Linked DNA regions of Mus musculus: region 2 is linked to region 1. Evidence: chromatin loops called from intact Hi-C (ENCODE). Cell type or tissue: left cerebral cortex. All regions are shown on one strand. Links, peaks and the distances in the headings refer to the core of each region. The heading gives the core; the rest is flanking DNA.

Region 1 (8,382 bases), core at 383-8,382:
GTCACCCCTCTGGATGGTAGGTGTGGAGAGCACTGGGGTTTGCGGTTTGAGGGTCATCCTGCTTTATGAGTCAGGCTTCCAGAAAGTCCCAATCCTCAAAGGCTGGTGTCCCCAATGTTCCTTGTCACCACATAGCCCCTCACTCCCAGAGGCCTTTTCTTCCAGGGAGTTCTGACTCTTGCATGTGAGAGCTAGCACTGAGGAACCTATGAGGAAATGCTCTCTCTGAGCTCAGGGCCACACCTGCTCCCTCACTGCTTCTCCAGCTAGAGGAAAGCTGCTCACTTCACAGTCACACAAGCGTCCTCACAGGGCCCGTCCCCACAGGGCAACCCCACTTGGTGTGCAGAAAGATAAGCTCCTGAGTCTGTTACTTGTTCTAACTTCTGCTTCATTCAGTTCTGAAGACTCGAATTCAGACCCTCAAGAAAGGCCTGGGTGAGGACACCTACAGCGGAGTCACTGACTGTGCCAGGTGAGCTCAGCACCCCAGACACCACCCAGCTCAAGATGCGCTTCCTGGCAGAACTTGCCACTGCCTTGGAATGTGTTGGCCCTCGATTCTCAGAGAATGCTACAGAGAATGGGAGCTTCCGATTCTCCCATGAGTCTCTGCTGCTCCCCACTCCTCCCACCAGATGGCAGACAAATCTGGGATTGCTAAATAGCTTCCTCTCTCACAATACAGTCTAAAGGTGGCGCGCAGATACTTGGCCAAATGGGATCTAACGGCTCCAGTCTTTGGCCTAGCACTTGAGAGGGCCACAGGTCAGCCTGAACTAGTGAGCTTTTGTCTCAAAGTGTGGAGACGCTGTGGACTTGATGCCTCAGAGCTTGTAATCCTATAAGCCTAGCACTCAGGAGATTGAGGGTAGCCCAGGGAGAGCCTGGGCTACACCTAGAGACCTTCTCCCCAAATCCAACAACAGAAAGTCCTGAGTAAATGTGTGCGTAGCCTTCACCTACCAAGCTCTCCTTTCTTCCTTCACAGGAAGCTCTGGACACAGGAGGGGCCAGCAGCCTTCATGAAAGGAGCAGGCTGCCGTGCCCTGGTCATAGCCCCCCTCTTTGGGATCGCCCAGGGCGTCTACTTCATTGGCATCGGAGAGCGCATCTTGAAGTGCTTTGAGTAATCTATGTGTCACTTCTTGCTGTCACCTCTGGCCCTAGGGAACTAGGTGGCACTGCTGGAAGTATAAGATGCTGGCTCTGACGTACGTGGTCTCTAACCTGTAGTGCTACCTCAGAAGAAATGACCCATTTTACTAAGCGAGTAGAGCCTTCATCTCCTTTATGAAAACTAAACTTTCTGAACCAGAGATGTTCGGAAGCCCCAACCTCTTATGTACTATGGCAGGACCGTGTGCAGTAAGACAGAAGGGCTCTTCCACACTAACATCCCCACTGCAGGCAAGTGTGGCACAGAATCGTCCTGTGAGGGTTTAGCGTCAATCCTAACCTTGCCGCCCTAACAGATCAGAAGTGCACCTGTGCCCTCGCGGGCATCAGCAATAGTCTGAGAGCCTGAATGAACATTCTGGCCACCTCAGCAGCGGTCCTGCCCCAGATACTCACCCTGAAGTATGGGCCCAGATCCCTTCCAATAGATGCTTGTGGGACATGATCTGAAATAAAGCTGGTTAAATCCTTGTCCTGTAATCAGCATAGCAGATGACTGTCATTCTGCAGAGTCAAGCTGTGCCTTCTTGGGCCCCACAGACAGTTCATTACTGTCTTCCAACTGCTGTTCTAGAGTGGAGAGTGGTTGGGGGGAAATTGTACACTGAAAGAGTTCAGCTTTTAAAAAATAATTATTTACTAATTTACATGTCTGTGTATCTGTAACCCCCAAGAGAGCATTGGACCTCCTAAAGCTGTGTTACAGGTGGTAGTGAGCTGCCAGACACGGCACTAAGAACTGAATTCAGGTCCTCCGGAAGAGCAGCAGGTGCTGGCTCCAGTTCCTACCCTTGACTCTCACCTCTTTCTACCTTTCATGGCCATGTCAACACCAAGAAACCCAATCTCATGGCCCTCAATTCATTTCTCCGAAGCCACACAAATGATGTTAGGCCCTAAGAAAACAGGAATGAGAGCTGGGTACACAGGTCAGTTAGCAAAGGATTCCACCCCCAACACCATGGTGGCCCGTGCCTATAGTCCCAGTCCTTAGTAGCTGAGGACGGGAGGATAGGAAACATGAAGGTCATAACATCAGTGAGCACATTCTAGGCCAGCCTACACTGTATGCAACCCTGCCAAACTACAAAACTGAAAAGAACCTCCATTAGTCCCACCTAACGTAAAACTTGGGTCTGGGGGAGTACGCCGATGTACATGCAGATAATCCATCTGAAAACGGCCTTATTCTCTCTAAGACAAGATAGGTAAAACCCCAAAGATGCACAGGCCACAGGTTGCGGGGCATGGCTCAGCGGTGCAGCATCTGCTTCCCTATGAGGCTCTGGCACCCACTGCTAACACACACACACACACACACACACACACACACACACACACACACACACACACAAAGCTGTCCAGCCTCCAGGACAGGCAGGTTAATGTACGGCAGGGATTTGGGATAGCTCCTCTCTGGATCTTCCTGTTGCCCAGGCTGCCCCCAAACAATCCTCCCACCACAGCTAGGGCTACAGGTGTGGGCTACCGTGCCCAGTGGAACTTACTCTCAAATCACAAACTCGGTGCCTTACATAAGGAACAACAACTAAATCCACATAAGCCCTCTGTTTTAATAAATAAAGAATATTTGTGGCTTAGATTTTAAATCACATTTACAGAGAAGGAAGACTAGACCTAAACAGTAACAGCGAAGGTAGTGTTCCTGGAGGAATGTGAGTCCCACATGCACTTTATGCCCAAAGAGCAGGGACAGCATGCACAACTCACTCTAGACTAGAGCAGGACAGGGAAAGAATGGGTCCTGGGTGAGGCCGTGCAGCACATCTGACCCTCCCGTCCTGCTGCAAACCCAGTGAACAGCTGTGGCCTCAGATGAGCTGGGGCTGGGTTCTTGCCCACACCAAGTGGCCCTGCTGTTGACACTGAGCCGAGGGCATTAGCTGTAGAGGGTGTCCACTGATTACCAGTATTAGAACAGAAAGAGGAAGCCACACAGATAATCTGCTTCTCCAGGAGAACAGCCGTGGGGGAACTGCTCCTCCTGAAGCTCAGTCCAGAAACTTCCTATTGGCATTTGCACCAAACAAGGCTCCACGGACTTCTGGCATCATCTGTAAAGAAGTCAGTAAATCAGGACCTCAGTCAGGGAAGTTGCAGACAATATTAACACCATGTGGGGAAAGGACATTGCTAAGCACATCAGACCTGTCCTATCTGCTGCACTGTGCCAGACAGTTAAGCAGTCAGACTATGCTCACAAAAGGGGAAAGACCTGAAGTCATTACTGTACTCAGTCTGTGACACTGAGTGTGTGAACCCCTTCCAGGACTGGCTGCAAAGGGCACTTAGATGGAGTCTGTTGATGTCTTGACAGAGAGTTACAAGGATGAGTGTGACCCCTAAGAGTAACCACATTGGCTTTTGTGGGGTCTCAGGCACTCCAATGGTCTGGAAGTTTGATAAAAGCCAGCATTGCTCAGGATCTTGTGAAAGTAGTTCCCACTCTGGCAGAAGGGATATAGGTTGTGTGTCAAAGCCCCTGCAGGCCTCCAGGCTCCCTCAGTATCCCAAGTAGCTGTTACACATTTCAAACCCACACTGCCATCCTAGCCTTTCTCAGCTCCCAGACAGCCATCTGTTCCCTTCTGCCCCACTTTTCTCACAGATCTCTTCTGTCCTCCCACACTGTACAGTCTCCCTTGATAGCTCCATGGGAACTTCTCACCCACTGTGCTAGCCCTCACCATGTCCAGTCTACGTCTTTCTCCTTCTGTTCTGGACTCTTCCAGATGCCTCTGGCTGTTCTCGTTTCTACAACAAAAGCCTTAACCATTATCATGGAAGGGTCATGTCAGCAGTTTCTTTACTGTGCTCCATCAAATACAGCTTTAGGTACTGGTAAAGAACTGAATGTGTGCGAGAGAGGCCAGAGGACAACCACAAATGTCATTCCTTTGGAGCAATCCACTTTTTACTGGTCTGGGGCTTGCATGACTCAGCTAGGGTAGATGGCCAACGAGCCCAAAGAATCCTCCTGCATCTGCTTCCCCATGGCTGGAACTAGAAACATGTCACCATGCCTGACTTTATGTGGCTTCTTTCTCTCTCTCCTTCCTTCCTTCCTTTTCTATATATTTATATAAACTTTACATCCTAATCACAGCCCCCCGCCCCCGTCCTACCCTTACAGATCCCTCCTCCTATTGCCCTCTCCCCTTCTCTTTGGAGAACAGGAACCCCATCCTGGAACAGCTAGTCCCATGAGGACTAGGCACATCCTCTCCCACTGAGACCTAACCAGGCAGTCCAGGTAGAGGAAAGGGGTCCAATGGCAGGGAACAGAGACCAAGACAGCCAGTCCCCTCTCCACTTGTTAGGGGACTCACATGGAGACCAAGCTGCACATTTGTCCAGCTCCTGCATGCTCCCTGGTTGGTGGCCACACTCTGGCCCTCATGGTCTCAGGTTAGTTGACTCTGTGGGTCGTCTTGTGGTGTTCTTGACCCCTCCAGCTTGCTCACCCCTACCCCACTCTCCCCCAAGACTCCCTGAGCTCCTGCTGATGTTTACCTGTGAGTCTCTGCATCTGCTGCTGATGGATGAAGCCTCCCAGGAGACCTCAGCTCCTCAAGCTTATGAGGCAAGAACTTTACTCACTGAGCTATTTATCTCTCATCTCCGCTAACTCCCCATCTGCAGGACTGGCTAGCACAGAGGGCTAACTAGCTCTAGGCCTCCTGAAGATGATGCACAAGTGCTCTGGCTACAAGACACGCACTTTCATTTCAGCATACTGCACTCTCTGGGAGACAGGGTCCCAACCTGCAGCTCAGACCGGCCTCACAGTAACCCTCCATCAGTCTCCCAATCAGCTACCACATCTGGCTAACCTACTCTGTATTTGTATGTTTGTTTTTGTTCTTTCTAGACAGGGTTTCTCTGTGTAGCCCTGGCTGTCCTGAAACTCACTCTGTAGACCAGGCTGGCCTCGAACTCACAGAGATCTGCCTGTCTCTAGGCATGCACCACCACACCCAGTTGAAACTATACTCCTAAATAAGGGATTAAGAAAGTCAACAGAAACTGTTAACCCATGTCTGGAAGATGACCAGCACTTTAGGCTTGTATCCTTGGGTTCAGTGTACAAATGTGGAGACATGAAGATCAGCGTTGAGTTCTCTGCAGTAAGTGCCAGCCGACACGTAACCAGAGTCTGCACTCACCTGCTGGGCTATCAGGTCCAGCCGGCTTTCCAGGGTGTTGGAAACCTTTATCTTGCGATCCCCATTATAGATCTCAACGCCACCAGCTCTACAGAGAACACAGGAAGTAATGTCACGGGCTTGAGATGTATGTCCATGACACGACACTTACCCGACTCCTACCCTCAGCACAGGACAGCCTCGGCATGTAAAGTGTACAGACAGGGCAACACTAATCCCACAGCGTCAGAGAGAACTCACAGTGCTCGCACACAGGGTACAGTGACTGTTGAGCACAGCCATGGGGCTGCAGCGTGCTGTTCAATTCTAGCCAGCCCTTCCCAGCAAGGTAGAAACCAGCTTCAATTCTCTTAGCTATGAGTCACCAGGCAGCCTATGGAGAGGCGGCACCTGCATGCTGCTGACAAAGGAAGGACAGTGACTCAACATGCCTGGCTGCCTAGTGCCTGCCTCTAGCCACCCTCACGTGTCACCTCACTCCTCAAAGCCTCTCAGCACTCAAGAGACATACACAGGTCAACTGTATTTCAAGGAACCATGGGGAACAAGATTCACCTACAAATGACCAGTTCTGTCAATTACCAAGATAAATGGACTATCAGACAAGGACCCAGATACTACTTGAGACAACATTTCACTAGGTAGCCCAGGCTAGCCTAGGACTTACCATCTAAAATCCTCCTGCTTCTGTGGAGATTACAGGCACGTGCCATTATGCACAGGTGGGAAAGGATTGGTACTTCCTCCTTGGGATGTTCGGTGGCTGATGGCCACAGCTGTACCAATCTCCCCCTTTCTGTGCCTCCCTCTTTTTTTCCAGTCTCCATAGCACTAAAGATGTTGCTCTGCTGAGATCCTGACTCCTGGGTGTTTTGTGGGGGAATGTGAGGACAGGAAGGGAGAGAATAAGCAAAAATGACCTCAGCAGGCACTGAGTGTCAGCTTTCTTCTCTTTCCTTCTGTGTTTTGAGACAGGGTCTCCCTGCATGGTTCAAACTGGCCTCAAACACTCTATCATCAATTGGAGCCAAGAGGCTGAGAGGTGATCAGCCTCCTGAGCAAGCACAGCACTCCTGATGAGCCTACAGCTTCCTAACTTCACAGCAACCTGAGTCTCGTGTACGAGATGTAGTAGATGAGGAAATGCACTCTGAGAAACCAAAAGGAGTAGTAACCACATTAAACAAATACCACTTAACCCAAAACAGTAAGCCTGCAATCTCTTAACTGTAATATTAAACCTCAAAAGGCTCTGAAAGCCACGCATCCTTCAGATAAGAACTGCCTGCCTCTTGTCATCTGGCAGAAACTAGCAGATCTTGACCTATTTATCTTGCATAGCATGAAAATTGCCAATTTTTGTTTTCTGTTTTCAAACAAGGTGTAGTTATGTTGCCCAGGTTGGCAGCTACACCGCTGGTAGGATGTGCATCTCCACGTTGCTGGCCATGAACTCCTGACAATCTTCTGCTACAGCATCCCAAGGACTGTGATTACAGGAAGGTGCCCCATGCCTAGCTTTTCCTGTGTGTCAATTGGGAAATGTTAGTATACCTGGCCATGACAGTGCTGTCTTAGACTTGAAGATACTACACAATGGGAAGCATCGGCACTTTGTCTGTCTTTGGTGCTGATGATGGGACTTGATCTCACACCTGCTATGCACGCTCTCAACTACCGAGCTGCACCCCAGCCCACGTCATTGCTATTCTGCTCTCTGAAATTCAATACATGTCTGATGACAAGGTCCCAGGAGGATCAGCCAGCCCTGTACCTGATGTCTCTGCACTGTCTGCTCAGTTTCCACAGCACATCGGCACCACTGAGCACGCCTAGACATGATCTCATTTCAAATGCTTCAATTTACTCAAGTCAGCTGGGCATGGTGAGCCATGCCTGTGATCCCAGCCTCCTGGCTGCTGTGAACAAAACCAACCTAGTCTACAGAATGAAATCCTGTCTCATCCTCTTACCACCAGAATAACAAAAACAAAAAAACCAAAACTGAAGCCAAGGCTCAAAGAGACAAAATAAGTGTTGCATCACCACTCAGACAGCCCTCAGCCGAGTAAAGCAAACCCACATCTGACTCACGCTTTCATGACATCCTGGGTTCTACCTGGTGTAGCAAGAAATAAAACAAACCCTCAAACCCCAAATCTATTTTTGACGGCCAATGTTCGTTCTCAACCATGTCACAGCCCCAAGCCTCAGCTCTTTCCATTTAGCTCAAGGTTTCCCAAGACCCTGCTCCAGGCTAGGCAATGGTAGCAATGTGATGTCAGACAGAAAGCTCTGGGCACCAACACTAATTTCCAACAGCGAACAGGATTATGTTCCACACTCCCATGCACAAAGTGTTGCCGCCCTGACCTCAAGACCAGCTTGAAGGAATGACAGGAAAACAGACGCAGGTACCTGGAGGATACAGCCACACCTTTCTCCTGCAGCAAAGACCTCACCCAAGAAAACAGTGTTCTTAGGGCTGAGGACTAAATCCAGGATGGGCTTTCCCACTGTACTGGCTGATTTTGTGTCAAGTTGATACAACTAGAGCCAGCAGAAGGGAAGGAGACTCAGTTGAGGACATGCCTCCATGATATCCAGCTATAGATAAGGCATTTTCTCAATTAGTGATCAATGGGGGAGGGCCCAACTGAGGGGGCTGGAGAGATGGCTCAATGGTTAAGAGCACTGCCTGATCTTCAGAAGGTCCTGAGTTCAAATCCCAGCAACCACATGGTGGCTCATAACCATCCATAATGAGATCTGACACCCTCTTCTGGAGTGTCTGAAGACAGCTACAGTGTATGTGCATATAATAATAAATAAATCTTTAAAAAAAAAAAAAAAAAAAGGAAAGCAGGTTGAGCAAGCCCTAAGGAGCAAGTCAATAAGCAGCCCCCTCTGTGACCTCTGTATCAGCTTCCAGCCCTGCTTAAATTCCTGTCCTGACGTCTTCCAATGATGGACTGTGATCTCGAAGTGTTGGCCAAATAAACCTTTTCCTCAACTT
Region 2 (8,382 bases), core at 328-8,327, 62 kb after region 1:
ATAAGCAGCAGTGTGAAGCCAAAGCAGAGCCTGGGCTGCAGCTGTCATCTTTGCTGGCCCGGAAACAGCCCTCGGCCACACATGGATGAGGGTGGCTGTGTTCCAGTTAAATCTTACTTTGGGCCCTTATTTCCTGCTCAGTTGTTCGTATTTTCTTTTCTTCTTTTTTGTTAGTACTAAGATTGAACCTGTAACATCATGAACAAACAAATACTAAAATGATAACCATGCCCCCTTTCCCCTGTCTGATAAGAACAGGTCTGGAGCTGTAGCCAGGGCCACATTTTGTAAAGCTCTTCTTTAGCTTTTTTTGATTCTTGTTATCCCCACCTTCATAGCTGATTTTGTGTACATATCCCAATTTTTTGTTTTTAAAATTTATCCCCCTTCTGGGGCTGTGGAGATGGCTCAGTGGTTAAGAGCACTGGCTGCTCTTCCAGAGGACTGGGGTTCATTTCCCGGCACCACATGGTGGCTCACAGCCTCATCTACAGAGTTTAGTTATATATATAAACTAAACCTAAACATGAAGTCAGTGTGTTGGTAGATGTCATTTAAGAAGCTGGGCCCCTGGCTGGAGAGATGGCTTATGGTTAAGAGCACTGGCTGCTTTTCTACAGGTTCCAGGTTCAATTCCCAGCACCCACATGGCAGGTCACAAGTGTATGCAACTCTAATTACAGGGCATATGATACCCTCTCAGGCCTCCTTGGGCACCAGACATGCATGTGGTACATAGATATATATATATACACAGACAGAACACCCATACACATAAAAATAAAGAGGAAGAGTCTGAGGCCTGCCTGAAGATCAGGAGTTAAGGCTAGTCTTGTCTAGCCTGGGCTATATGGGAATTTCTCAAAAACAAAATAAGACTAGAAACATGGCTAAGTGATAAAGAGCACATAGTACTCTTCAGGAGGACCCGGGTTAGCACTCATGTTAGGTGTGAGTCACGGCACCCACAACCACCTGTAACTCTACCTTGGTGGGGAGTCTAGAACCTCTGGCCCTCACATGTGTACTGTGGCATGTATACATGACATGCACGCATGAGCACAAACATACATTTATAATAACAAGAATTAAAATTTAAAAATTGGTAGTTGTGCTTATTGTTTTCCCCGAGACAGGGTTTCTCAGTGTGGCTCTGGCTGCCCTGGAACTCGCTTCGTAGACCAGGCAGTTCAGTCAGCGCAGGAGGCAGGACAGTGGGGGTGAGCTCAGCTCCTTCAGCAGAGGCAGTTGACGTCAGAGAATATGGCGGCGTCAGAAGATTAGAACAAATTCCAAAGTTAGCTCTAGCTCAGGCAGAGCAATTCAGAAAGAAGCTGAGAGAAGCTAGATTGAGTCAGGCAGCTTGGAGTGTGTGCGTAAGCCAGAACAGCTGAGCTGAACCAGCCAGCCAGTGCCAGCCTTGCTGTGCTCAGTAAGCACTCTGTCTGTCTACCACTGAGCTTCAGAGCCCTACTTGGCCTTAAGCATATGACCTCTCTGCTGAACGAAGCCTTCTGTATGCTGAGATTGCAGGCTTGCACCACCAAGCATTAGAGCAACCTCCCTAAGGAAAGCACTGGCTTCTTCTGGCTTCCTTGTTACCGTTTATTCCCTGAAATGTGGTGTGGCTCTCACCCCTGTGTCATCGTCTATGAATAGGATTTATTATAGCACTGTGGTTAGTTAGGGTTTGGTTTCAAGTCTGTGGAGCAGTAACCGAGAAGTGGCTGCAGAAGGTGGGGCTGTCCATGGCTGAGGGTTTTCTGTCACATTGTGTATTCTTCATTATTTCCTACGTGAGTCTTGCTCTGGGTGTGCTTTTCCGCGAGTAGTTAACTCTTCCCTGGCTTTTCTGAACGAGGCTTCTGTACTGCACTCTTTTGTGTTAAGTCTTTTCTTTCTCTTTGTGTTTTTGTTTGTTCCTTTTTTATTTGACACAGGGTTTCGTGCAGCTTAGCTGGCCCTGATCTAGGCTGGGATTACCAGTGTAAGCTACCATACTTAGTTTGAATCCTTCTGCCTTGCATATTACATGCCAAGTGATATGTTTTATTACATTCAACTTGGCATATATTAACATAAACTGCTTTGTTTCTGTGCTCATTATTAATACAGATTTAATAAGAAGACATTTCTATTCTTTTTTTTTTTTTATAGTACTGGGAGTTGAACCCAGGGTCTCATGGATGCTAATTATATGTCCTACCTCTGAGCTACAGACCCAGCTTTATATAATTCTTTTTTGGAAGGATAGTTACATTGTCATCAGTAACGTTTCAGTCACATACATGTGTTTATAATAACCTCATATTATGCCTTCTAAAACTGCAAGTACCCGCTGTTTTTCTAATTTCCTATGACTTTAGCTCTTAGGTATTTCACATTAGGTGTTTGTCATTTTGTGACTTGTGACTTACATTATGGTGTGTCTCTTTCCTTCTTAAGGCAGAGTATTTGTATACACCACACTTTATTTACCCATTCACCTGTTTATGGAGATTTGGGTTTTCTTACATTTTAGCTATTGTGAGTAATTCTACCTTGAACATGGATGTACAAATATGTGCTAAGTTCCTGCTTTGAATTCTTTTTGTTGTTTTGAGATTAGGTCTTGTGTAGCCCAGGCTAGCCATGAACTGTATGTGTAGCTGGAGGTGACCTTGAAGTCCTGAATGTTGACATTTTAGGTTGATGGGCCTGTGAGGTGACTGAGCATGGGGAGCATGTCACATGACATGCCTGCTTATGTGACAGTCGGGGTGGCACCCAGGCCTATATCGAGTGCCAGGCAAGTATGCAGCCAACTGAGCTACATCCCTGCCTCTTGTTTTGAATTCTGTCTGGAATATATCCCAGATGTAGGATTGCTTTGTCATATGTAATATTTAAATATTATTTATTTGGACTTTTTGAAACGGAGCCTCACTAGCCCAGGTTGGCCTGGAACTTTGTATCCTAATTTAGCCTCAAACTCATTGCAGTCCTCTTAAGATTATTCTACGTGTAAACCACCATACTTTGTGTGTGTGTGTTGTACATAAAACAAAACAACAAACAACAACAACAACAAAACAGAAAGAAAAAGGAAACAAACCTGTGGGGGCAGGGTGTCACTGTATTGCTTTGCTGACCTGTAACTCACAGGAGATTTGCTTGTCTCTGCCTCCCAAGTGCTGGGGTTAAAGGAGTATCCCATCATGCTCAGCTACTTAATTTAAAATGTAATTAGTTAATTAATTAATTTAGAGACAGTCTCACACTGCTTTCCTGGGATTCTCTATGTAGACCGGTCTAGCCTCAGATTCAGAAATCCATTTCTCTTTGCCCCTTAAGGGCTGGGATTAGAGATGTGCACTACTGTCTCATCTGAAAAACATGATTTTTAGGTTTATTTATTTTATATTATGCACCTTAGTGTTTTACCTGCCTATATGTATGTGTACCACATGTATCCCTGGTGCCTGCCGAGGTCTAAAGGAGAAGATCAGGCCGTTTCTCTGGTCTGACCTTAGGGGTGGCTTAGTATGTCTCAGTTTGGAGATTTATAGCTAGAGTTTACTTCTCTCTGCCTATTCAGTTGGCCACAATGTGCTAGTGGTCCTTAACTGGAGAGTTCTGGGCGAGTCTCAGTGCTGGGATGCGCTGGCTGCTGGCTGCTGACTCGGTGAGCTCTTAGTCTGGTTGAGGTGGGTGGACCTCAGTGTGCTGAATATCCCCCCCTCCCCCGGAGTCATTGAACAGGATTCATGCTGCATTGGCCCTGCTGTGCGGTTGCGTCCGGGTGGAGAGGATTAATTAGATGAAGATCATTGAGTCTGTCTGTCCTTGGGTGGGTAGCTAGCTAGCCTTTTGTGTCCTAATAGCAGTAGCCTTTTACTGGTGTAGGCTTTCCACATGGCTTCTTATCAAGTGTGACAACTTGTCCTGTGTAATCAACATCATGTCAGTTCATGAGAATGGGAACTCCTTGAGTCAGCTGCTTCTCCTAAATCTGCTGGGGTGTGAGGCATATGGTAACCAAGAAAATGTCATTTACTGTGTGGGCTGCTGCTGGTGGCAGGGACTGTGTGGGGCTCTGTATGTTTTAGACGTGCATGTCTTCCAGAAAGAAGCCCATGACAGATGGCATCACTTCTTATTTGAGACTGTGTACAAAAACTATAATCATACATTCTACGGTTCCGTAATAAATCACTTAACAGAAAGAGTTCTCCCTCCCTCCCTCCCTCCCTCCCTCCCTCCCTCCCTCCCTCCCTCCCTCCCTCCCTCCCTCCTATCTCTACTGTCCTTGAAGTTGTGACAGTTCTTATGCCTCAGCCTCCCAAATGCTAGGATTACAGGCATGAGCTACCACTGCAGATAGAAGGTCTGTTTTTAAACATTGTTTTTTCATGGATTATTGGTGCATGGGCAAGTACTGATGAGGCCTTGTTGATTTACAGACTGTCGGTCTAAAGCTGAGGTCTTTTCTTATGCTTCGGTTAGTGGATATAGTTCTAATAAGTGTGGAGGCAGTAGTTGAGCTCTGATTTCTTTCTTCCCTTCCTTGTATTCCCTATCTTGATCCACTGCCCTAAATAAATGGAGTATTTATTGCCCTGTTTATGTCGTTGGTTAGTTTTTACATTCTCTTGTAGAATATCGCTTCTCAATTTACTTCCTTTTTAATTTATTTTGCCATTCTAGTAGCCTCAAAGCAGTAGTAAATAACTTTTTATTTCTTTAAATTTATATTTGAACCATTTTTTGTCTGTATAAGTGATGGAAATTCAGTTTCTTCTTGTCTCTTTCTACCAGCAGTTGTGTATATGCAATGAGGTTGTGTTCTGTGCGTAGTCTTCTATCCACTGTGATCTTTTAGGTTGTACCACAGCAGATAGTGACAGCCACTACTACCAAGTATTTCTCTTTCCTTAGTTCATGTTTGACATAAGTCTTAAGAATGCCAGTGTCTCAGAGTGTTTGTAATCTGGTCAGAACAAAGTGTAAAAACATCAGATATAGGCTAGAGTACATGTAAGTGTTTAACTGTGTGATCCTGAAAGTCGTCTACTGAACTTCAAGCATGGGTAAGTAAGTGTAACTGAAGGCTTGGATTGTAGGGCAGTTGATAGAGCGCTTGCATAAAACCCTAGGCTTAGTCCCCACACCATGTACAACCGGGCGTGGTGGCATACACGAGTCAGAAGTTCAAGGTCACCCTTGACTTTATGAGCTCAAGTCCTGCCTGGGAAAGTTGAGACTCTTTCTTTTAAAAAACATCACTGAAGACTGAAGACATGATATAGAAGCAGACTTAAATTGTCCTTGGAGGTTAATCATCAGGACAGGGAAGGGCAGTGGGTAAAAGGTGTTCTGCTTATTGAATAGTGAAGACGTTGGCAGCAGATGCATGCTGGGTTGCTCTTTTTACATTTTTCTATGGTTTATTTACTTTTATTTTATGTGCATTTACTCACATGTGTGTGTGTCTGTGTGAGGAGGTGCTGATTACTCTGGAGCTGGTGATCCACACAGTTGTGAGCTGCCGTGTGGGTGCTGGGAATTGAACCTGGATCTTCTGGAAGAGCAGTCCATGCTCCTAACCACTGAGCCATCTCTCTGGCCCCATGCTGGATTGCTTCTTAAAAACCACTCTTCACCACACATATTTGATGTGGCTTATGAGTATGCACTATGGAACCAGGCATGATGACACATGCTTACAAACTCAGCAACTGGAATGTGGGACAGAATGATCGTGTTGGATGCCAGTTAGGGCTACTTAGTAAGACCCAATTTCATCCCCTTCTCTCTCAAAGCAGTGTGTGATAGGTCCCAGGAGATAGCTCCATTAGGAAAGTGCCTACCATGCAAACTTAAGCTGGACCCCGCACCCATGTGGTAAAAGCCAGATGTAGTGGCATTGTTCTGTAACCCTGTATGTACTGGGGAGGCAGAGACAAGTGGGTCCCTAGAACTCATTGGCTAGCTACTGTGCTCCAGTTCAGCAAAGACCCCATTTCAAAGAATAAGATGGATGGGCTGAAGAAACGGCTCAGCAGTTCAGAACACTGGCCTTGGCCATGCTGATGTCCATGGTCCATGCTGCCACTGGAAACCAACTGGAGGTCCTAGGCATGTGCTGATGCTGGCGACCATGTGGATGTTTGTGGTCTGTGATGTTGCTAGAAATGATGGAGAAGCCCAGGATCCGAACGAACTCCTGATCACTATAAAGGCGAAGAAAGAAGCTACTTTCACAGTGGTGTCCATTGATGTTTGCAGACAAACCGTTGGGAAAGAAGGACATAGAAAGTTGCTGTGACAACCTGTACCCTCCTACCCCTCCCTACTCAAAGTAACAGCCTAAAAAGGAAGCCATCAAAGAGAACTCTTTAAAAATTGTGATAAAGAGCTGGAGAGATAGCTCAGTATTAAGAGCACTGGCTGCTCTTCCAGAGGTTCTAAGTTCAACGCTAGCAAGCACAGGTAGCTCACAACCATCTATAATGGGATTTGATGCCCTCTTCTGTCATGCATACATACATACATACATACATAGAGCACACACATACACATTTATGTAATATGTATTTATTTTATGTCTACTTATATAAATAAATCTTAAAAGCAAACACTAAACATGCCAAAAGAAATATTATGATAAGGATGTTGAAGCCTAGCTTCCCACAGTTGATGGCTTCTGCTCAGAGTACAGGTAGAAAGGACTCAGTTTTCTTTAGGGGGCTGGCCACTGGGAGTTTGACCATGCTCCAGCGAGTTTATATACAATTCAAATTGGACTTGTGTCCTGCCTCCCCTGTGTGTGTGTATGTGTGTGTCTCACAAGGATGGGGGTGGACTTGGAAGGACTGGGAAGTGAGTGTGATTAGGGTGCGTGATGTGAAATTCCCAAATAATCAATTAAAATACTATATTGGTAAAGAATACTGGCTACTCTTGCAAAGGACCTGGGTTCAATCTCTAGCACCACTTGGCAACTCACAACCATTTGTAACTCCAGTTATAGGGCATCCATCAGCACCAGGCATTTACGTGGGACACAGAAATTCAGATAAAACCCTCATACATATAAAAACAAATAACAAATAAATAAATGTTATAAAGCAATCGAGGAAGGCATCTGATGTCATCCTGTGTCTTCCACTTACATATGCTCACAAGTGCATGTGTGATTGCACACACACTTGTATACACCCCCTGCCCCTGTACACACATACAATAGAAAAACCAAGGTGTAAAATGAGAAGTAGGAATACTGTAGATTTCCACGTTGAGAATGACCTCAAAGCTATGCTATCCATAAGGTCCTAGGCAGTCAAATTAGCATTGATTCTTAGTCAAAGCCAAGAACACAGGGGTACTTGTTCCAGGAATCACTTCTGTCACTGGAAGCTCTAATGCTGTCATCTGAGCACAGTTCTTCAGAGGTTTTTGCTGTTTACTAAGAGTTCTCTTGCTTATTTACTTCTGAGACAGGATCTCACTACACATGTAGTCGTGATTGGCCTAGAGTTTGTTATTATACCAGGCTGGTATCAAACTTGGCAACCTCTGCCTCCCAAATGCTGGGATTATGGGTATAAACCACTATGTCCAGCCTTTCCTAGAGGTCTGTAATATAGAGCACAGAGAGAGGGGGTAGAACCCTAGTTCCATGTGGCTCTGGATAAAGATAAGGAAAGGAGGCCTAAGTGAAACTCACTTGAAACAAGTGGCCCTCAGTATCTCGGGGCCATACCGCCCAGATAGGACCAATGCATGTGGATACCATTCTCTTCCTGTCTCCTGCTGTGTGTTTCTGGATTCTGTTTTCTCATTTCTGGCAGAAATGCTCAGGGGTTTCTTTTCTATGTTAGACTTTACTTAGCCCTACATACTTTTATTAATTGCTGTTTCTACTGCTTTTTTTCAGTTCTGGGGGTTAGTCGGGGTGCCTGCATTTGGGCAGATGCCCTTCCCCTGATCTGTACCTCAGCTTTGTTATGTTGCAAAAATACCTTCTAGTCTTGAGAATGAAACTGACTTGTTTTCTGACTTACTTCTAAGTGTAAATAGGTCTGTGTCTTGTCTGTTGCTTGGTGTTTTGAGATAGGGTATTCCTATGATGCTCAGGCTGGCTCTATAAATCCTGATCTGAAGTGACCCTCCTGCCACAGCCTCCACAAGTGACTGATGCCACTGGTTCCTAATGGTGTATCTGTCACTCTTGCTATAGCAACCTCTCTTGTCTTCTCTTGTTTGTTTCAGGAGTTCAACTAGATGTGGCTCCCCAGTCTCTGAATCCAGAAGTTTTATTAAAACTTAAATCTGAGATTGAGGAAGAACTGAAAACCCTGGACAAAGAAGTCTCTGAAGGTCTGTTCACTCTTACTTTCT

What was found. A loop is a pair of places that touch in the nucleus more often than their neighbours do. Peaks named below come from ENCODE experiments on the same cell type or tissue, not always from the same donor. Only the 100,000 strongest peaks of a DNase experiment are listed, where the experiment ranks them.
Region 2: a loop joins it to region 1, with 7 times the contacts of the local background. A loop is called at or near these places in 2 of 42 quality-filtered maps.

The regions. Positions count from the first base shown.
Region 1 is chr6:120,792,511-120,800,892 of GRCm38, forward strand. It overlaps Slc25a18 (solute carrier family 25 (mitochondrial carrier), member 18), which reads left to right. Exons shown (of 10, transcript NM_001081048.2): 8 at 1-16; 9 at 400-475; 10 at 992-1,472. The coding sequence ends at 1,133. Atp6v1e1 (ATPase, H+ transporting, lysosomal V1 subunit E1) reads right to left here. Exons shown (of 9, transcript NM_007510.3): 8 at 5,367-5,454; 9 at 2,734-3,254. The coding sequence ends at 3,192. Among named protein-coding and RNA genes, the nearest start is that of Slc25a18, 23 kb to the left of the region's middle. In left cerebral cortex, for the core only: a CTCF peak has its summit at 635 (motif pointing right); DNase peaks (open chromatin) are centred at 614, 3,807, 5,746 and 7,333; H3K27ac peaks cover 3,217 bases.
Region 2 is chr6:120,854,602-120,862,983 of GRCm38, forward strand. Bcl2l13 (BCL2-like 13 (apoptosis facilitator)) reads left to right here. Exons shown (of 7, transcript NM_153516.2): 3 at 8,254-8,361. Among named protein-coding and RNA genes, the nearest start is that of Bcl2l13, 23 kb to the left of the region's middle. In left cerebral cortex, for the core only: no CTCF peak of the experiment used is centred there; a DNase peak (open chromatin) is centred at 4,028; H3K27ac peaks cover 903 bases.